Linked DNA regions of Mus musculus: region 2 is linked to region 1. The links are chromatin loops, found by intact Hi-C in ENCODE. Cell type or tissue: left cerebral cortex. All regions are shown on one strand. Links, peaks and the distances in the headings refer to the core of each region. The heading gives the core; the rest is flanking DNA.

What was found. Hi-C counts contacts between places; a loop is a spot of excess contacts. Peaks named below come from ENCODE experiments on the same cell type or tissue, not always from the same donor. Only the 100,000 strongest peaks of a DNase experiment are listed, where the experiment ranks them.
Region 2: it touches region 1 in a loop (2.5-fold over the local background); 9 of 42 quality-filtered maps call a loop at or near these places.

Annotation. Positions count from the first base shown.
Region 1 is chr9:70,313,005-70,315,921 of GRCm38, forward strand. The region is part of intron 4 of Myo1e (myosin IE); the gene reads left to right. Among named protein-coding and RNA genes, the nearest start is that of Gm40531, 16 kb to the left of the region's middle. In left cerebral cortex, for the core only: CTCF peaks have their summits at 1,216 (motif pointing left) and 2,620; DNase peaks (open chromatin) are centred at 1,224 and 2,593; H3K27ac peaks cover 424 bases.
Region 2 is chr9:70,108,025-70,110,941 of GRCm38, forward strand. Fam81a (family with sequence similarity 81, member A) reads right to left here. Exons shown (of 9, transcript NM_029784.2): 4 at 2,234-2,352. Among named protein-coding and RNA genes, the nearest start is that of Gm39369, 26 kb to the left of the region's middle. In left cerebral cortex, for the core only: a CTCF peak has its summit at 1,442 (motif pointing right); DNase peaks (open chromatin) are centred at 1,443 and 2,283.

The DNA of each region.
Region 1 (2,917 bases), core at 126-2,625:
TTCATAGACTTTTCAGTTTAGATAGGGCTTTCCCTTTCCAAGCAGGCCAGTACAGATATGGTTAGATATACTGTAAGCTTCAATAATTATGGAAGATTCCATTATTGTGCCATTATTTTAAGCACATTACCGGCTGTGATCAATAAAATGTCCCTTTAAGTGGCTATAAACTGAAACCAAGAAACGAGCATTCAGATCAATGTTTAGCCAGAGCTAATTATTTTAAATTGCTTAGAAATCACAGCTCCTGAGAAAGTGGATGCCCTATTTTGGGGCCTGGCATATTTATTTTAATACATGAAAAGAGTTACTTGCTCTCTGTTACAATTCTGCTGTTTTGTTTCAAACAGTGATACAATGCTTGGTCAGGTCTGGGAGACAGTTCAGTCCTCCAAAATGCTTGGATCACCAGAACCTACAGGCTTGAAGGGGTGAACAACTCATTCAAATTGCCCTCTGATTTCTGAGTTCCACATGTTCACCATGGCATGAGTCCTACACCCCAGCCCCTGTGTAAAAATACTTTTTAGGAGACACAGTATTTAGTGCCTGGCCACACTATTAAACAAGGGCACTGTTGTGGGATAGACTTTTATTTTATAATTCTGCTAGGATTATTGTGTTTTTCTCTCTTGAGGCTTATTCTAAGTAATTATGAATACAGAAGTGCAAACTTAACAGAAGTCTGATTAGTCATGGTGATATATATATATATATATATATATATATATATATATAATTGAATAGTAAAATAATAAAATTGAGGAATATTCATCATCATTGTGGGGTGATTCTTCCTCTTGGAGGTGGGGGGGAAAGATGTTTTTAAAATATATAAAAATACATGGTTAATTGCCTGTCTCAAAGACAAAATTGTAAGGTCCAGGCATAGGGGTAAGCCCTCTGTAACCTTGGCACTGGGAGTGGGTAGGAGAAAGGCAGATCTCTTAGAGTGCAGGAGCCAGACGGTCTATCCAATCAGTCATAGGCCGTGGGTTCCGTTAGAGAGACCCTGTCTCAAAAAAAAAAAAGGTGGAAAATAATGGAAAAGACATTCTGACATCATCCTCTGGTTTACACACATGCACAAACCATAAAAATAAAATGTAGGCATTGAGAAAGTCATAGAAGCTTGAGAGTTGGCTCCATGGTTAAGAGTGTGTACTATTCTCACAAACCCAAGTTCAGTTCCCAGCCCTTGTAGCGGAATCTGATGCCCTCATCTGGCCACCATTGCCACTACACTTAAATGCACACACCCACACAACCATACCTATACATAGTTAAGAAAGGAAGAAGGAGAAGAAGGAGAAAAGAAGGAAGAAGAAAGAAGAAGAAGAAAGAAGGAGAAGGAGAAGAAGAAGGAGGAGGAGGAGGAAGAAGGATGGAAGGAATCACCTTAGGGCCAGCACTGGGTTTGTAGCTCATTAGTAGAGCAATTGCCTAGTATGCATGAAACTCAGGTTCAACACTCAGCACTGTAAAAAGCATAATGATAAATCACAGCAGAAGAGAAAAGAAACATTTATGTAGCAACCTCCTAACAAGTGTGTGCCAGTTATTTTGTCAACTAGCACAAGCCAGAGTCAGCTGGAAAGAGCACCCTCGACTATAAAGATGCTTCCCTCAGATTATCTGTAGGCATGCCTATGGGGCATTTTCTTGATTAATGATTGATGTGGGAGGGTCCAGCTCACTGAATGGTGCCACCCCTGGGCAGGTGGTTCTGGGATATATAAGAAAGCAAACTGAGCAAGCCCTGGAGAGCAAGCTGATAAGCAGCACTCCTCCATGATCTCTGCCGGAGCTCCTGCCTCCAGGCTCCTCTACATAATGACTTGTAAACCAAATAAAGTTTATCCTCCCTAAGTTGCTTTTTATCTTGACATTTTATCACAGCATCAGAGCAAACTAGGACCAAGTAATATCTTTTCCAGTTGTCCTGGCCTTTCTTTTTCTTATACTATTTTCACATTGTTACCAACCTGTTGTAGATACATTGTTGCTGTTGAGCCCTGGCTGCCTGGCTTGTAATTCTTTCATAATTATTTTAACTGTTTCTGTGATGTTATACTCTTTGGTTGTAACATTACACTTCCTTTTCCTAAAGTTCTTCAGTGTTTACATTGTTACAACTTAGTAAAGCAAGTCGTAAAATAGAGTGTTTGTAAGGCCAGCTACAGCTGGGGCAACTGGAAAGGAGATAGTTACCAGAGGAGCCCTGGAATCCAGGTGACAAGTCAGTGTCCCACTGACTCCTTCTATGCAGGAACCAACACTTAGCAGGCAGACTCTTGAAGGCTGCTTGTAAGTAGTCACAGCTGCTCTGATGATCGTGGCTGTTACACAATTGGCAACATTTGTTGACATCAACTAGACTGAGGTTCATAGAATGTTAAGATGTGGGCCTCCAATTCCTTGATCACCGAGAGCATGTGTCCTTTTATAGATGTGGGTTTCTTTAACAAACTTGATTCTGGCAACACCAAGGCGGCTCACAGAGAGAGGAGATTTCAGATGGGATCGAGCATGTTTTGAATTGAGGTCATTATGAATTCAGGGGGATTTTGAGGGAAGAATGGGGATTTTGGGAGAGCAGACTATTAACAAAAGGCTATTGCTGTACATTCAGGCCACCCAGCGGAAGGTAGTCTTTGTTTCTCAGGATGTGATTAATATTACCTCATCATTTAATTTTAGCATTCCTAAAATAAGGAAACTTGCATCACATCGAGGCAGAGGCGGAAGCCTGAGTGCCCGTTTTTGCATATGTATATTTATATTTATATATACTTATGTATATATATATTTACATAGGCATAAATAGACACACACACAAAAGTAACATAGCATGACAAAAAGTGTAAAAAATAATTATCTGAAACAAACAGCTCTCCCATTGTTGTCTTACCTTGAT
Region 2 (2,917 bases), core at 250-2,749, 200 kb before region 1:
GTTCTTTACCCTTCAGTCTGCCAAGACGCATGCCCGGAATACAAGACACTAGATGTTGTGATATGCATAGTAAAGCCGCTATGTCTGGCTTTAAGGGAAATGTATAGTAAGCCGCTGTGTCTGGCTTTGAGTGCAGTGTCTCAGCAAAGCCTTTGCTGTGTTTGGGTCAATCAATAGAAGCTGAGAAATTGTTCTGTGGCTGTTTGAACCTTGAAGAGATGTTATTTGTTTAGAGGATCTGCACTTGGTGCTACGTGAGAGCCTGCAGCTGCCCCGACCTTGGTCCCAAGGTGCTCCCGACAAACCAGGAATTCTTTCTTTTGGTTATGGCTAGCCATGGTCAAAAGGGACCGAGATCTGTGGGAATTGTCTGCTCTCAGGGGCAGCAAGGGCAAGATAACTTTGGTAGCTGGAACCTTTCCCAGCCCCAATTAACCTTGTATGATGTTTGAATAAAGTAACTGCAGTGAGCTAGGCGGGGGTCAGCCTTTTCCAAGAAGGCTGAACCCCTCTGCTTCTTCAGAAAATGGAGACTTAGCATCTTGGTGAGGTTCTTTCTCTACTGTAGCACCTATGGACATCAATCAATAACTAGGTTTCGTCACAAATACACCAGACCGTGGCTCTCTCTGCGGCCTTAACAGTGCCTGGTCTCTGTTGGTCTCGTTCCTAATTTCATCCCATGCTCACCTGAGCTCACTGCTACCCCAAACTGGCTGAAAGTGCGTCTTTGCTCCAAATCCCCATTATTAGCTGTAAAGTTGTACTGAGCGCTTGATAGCAGCAGAGGGTAAAAGAGGCCCAACTGTAGTCAGGACAACTTCATCCCAGCCAGCTAAAAGTAATCCGGAAGGGAAGGCCTCTTGCAACAACTCTCAAATATAGTGCGCCTAGAACCCAGGTATCTCTTTAGAAACAGATTCTAATTCAGTAGCTGTGGGACGTGGGAGCAGTGGACATTGCTCACAAGGTCCCAGGTAAGAGCCAGGAAGAAGGCACAACCCGTAAAAGCACTAGCTAGACCCGATAACTTGAGTTTCCCGAGACAGGTGGGGTAGAAGGAGAGTATTGATTTCTGCATTTATCCTCTGATATCCACACAGGTGACACAGTACACACACGTGTGTATACACACCTGTGCGCATAAGCGCATAAATGTAACTGTAAACAAAATACATTTGAAGAAATATCCCAGGTAATCCTGAGGCTCTGGGTTCATGGAAAATACCCAAGTAAAGAGAAAATCACTTTCCACACTTATAGGAAAACACATATTAAAATTTCCAGCCTATGGGAAATCAATAATTTCAGGAAATAAAAAAAAAGTTAATTATAACAAAGATGAACATTTGAAAAGGCATTCAAACAGTAAGCTGTGAGTTACGTGATTCACTGACCATACTATTACGTGACCAAATAACTTCCACCAGCAGAGGGCGCTCTCTGATCATTTCCTCCCATGATGACCCAGCCAGTTTTGGCACTGAAAGAAATCATGGCAGGCTGACACCCAGGGTTGAAGTCTGCCAGTAGCTTCTGTGGTCAAAGCTAGAAAGGGGGTAGTAAAAGAAATTACTGGACTTCTTCACTAAATTGGAGTTCATAAAAAGTATGGGTATTTATGATGATGGTGGTGATGAGGGCAGTGCTCTGTGTGTGTGTGTGTGTGTGTGTGTGTGTGAGAGAGAGAGAGAGAGAGAGAGAGAGAGAGAGAGAGAGAGAGAGAGAGATCTGAGAGAAAAGAACAACCTCGTGGAGTTAGTGCCCTCCTTCCACCTCAGTTCAGCAAACTTCCAACAGTGAGCACTTTACTCCCTGAGCATCTCAACGTCAAACGAAATTGCTCTCAAGGAGTAAAGTCTCCAACATTTGAATACCTGCTGTACTGGTCATCTTCCTGGCCAGCTTGACTGAATTCAGAATCACCCAGAAGACCTCTGGGCTTAGCTGTGAGGGCGTTACTAGAGAGGCGAAACTGAAGAGGGAAAAACCTACCCTGAGTGTGGCCAGAGCCGCCTCAGGGGCTCTCGTCCCAGACTGAATAAAAAGAAGAAATCAATCTTAGTTATAACCCATCTCCCTCTGCTCCTTGACCTTGAACCCCATGAGAATAGTCACCTCACACTCCTGATGACACATCTTCCCCACCTGATGGACTGTAACTTCCAGCTGTGAGCCAAAATAACCCTTCCTTCCCCAAGACACTTCCGTGGGATGTTTTGAGGGCACCTACCTTGCAACTCTTCCTCGGAGATCTCCCAAGCCAGAGAGCTGGCGCATCTCCAGCGTCTTTAAGGCAGAATTAGTTCCATAGCTGATGTTGTCCCTGGCACGGATCTGCTCCTGGAGAACCTGGGCAACAAAAAGGACACTTAGGGTCAGTGGCAAATTCACACGTGTCCATTTCATAATTCAGGAAAGTATATGAGTGCTCGACTCATTTTTTTCCCAAAAGAAGATTTTGTTTGTTTGTTAGTTAGTTAGTTTGTTTGTTTGTTTAAAACTAAAGGTCTTACTGTTAACCCTGGCTGGTCCTGAACTTGATGTGTAGATCAGGCTGGCCTTACACTCATGAACATCTGCCTGCCTAAGGAGCTCTTTTTATCAGTGAACTGATGAACCCAGAAGCAGAGAACCAGTAAGCCCAGAAAGAGGTATAACTCTCCACTGAGAGTTCCCTAATCCACCAATAAAACTGTGTTCTTTTATTTTTTTATTATCTTTCCTTCGTATGGGAGTGATTTTATTTATCTGCTATGCCTTAAGCTGCGTGTAGACTTATTTGTTTATTTGTCTTTTGAGACAGTAGCTCATGGTGTAATCAAAGCTGGCCTCTAATTTCCCCTCCTCCTGCCTGGGCCACCCCAAGCACCGAGGAGCTCAGAGATAAGCCACCGTGCCCTGCTCCTGTTATTTT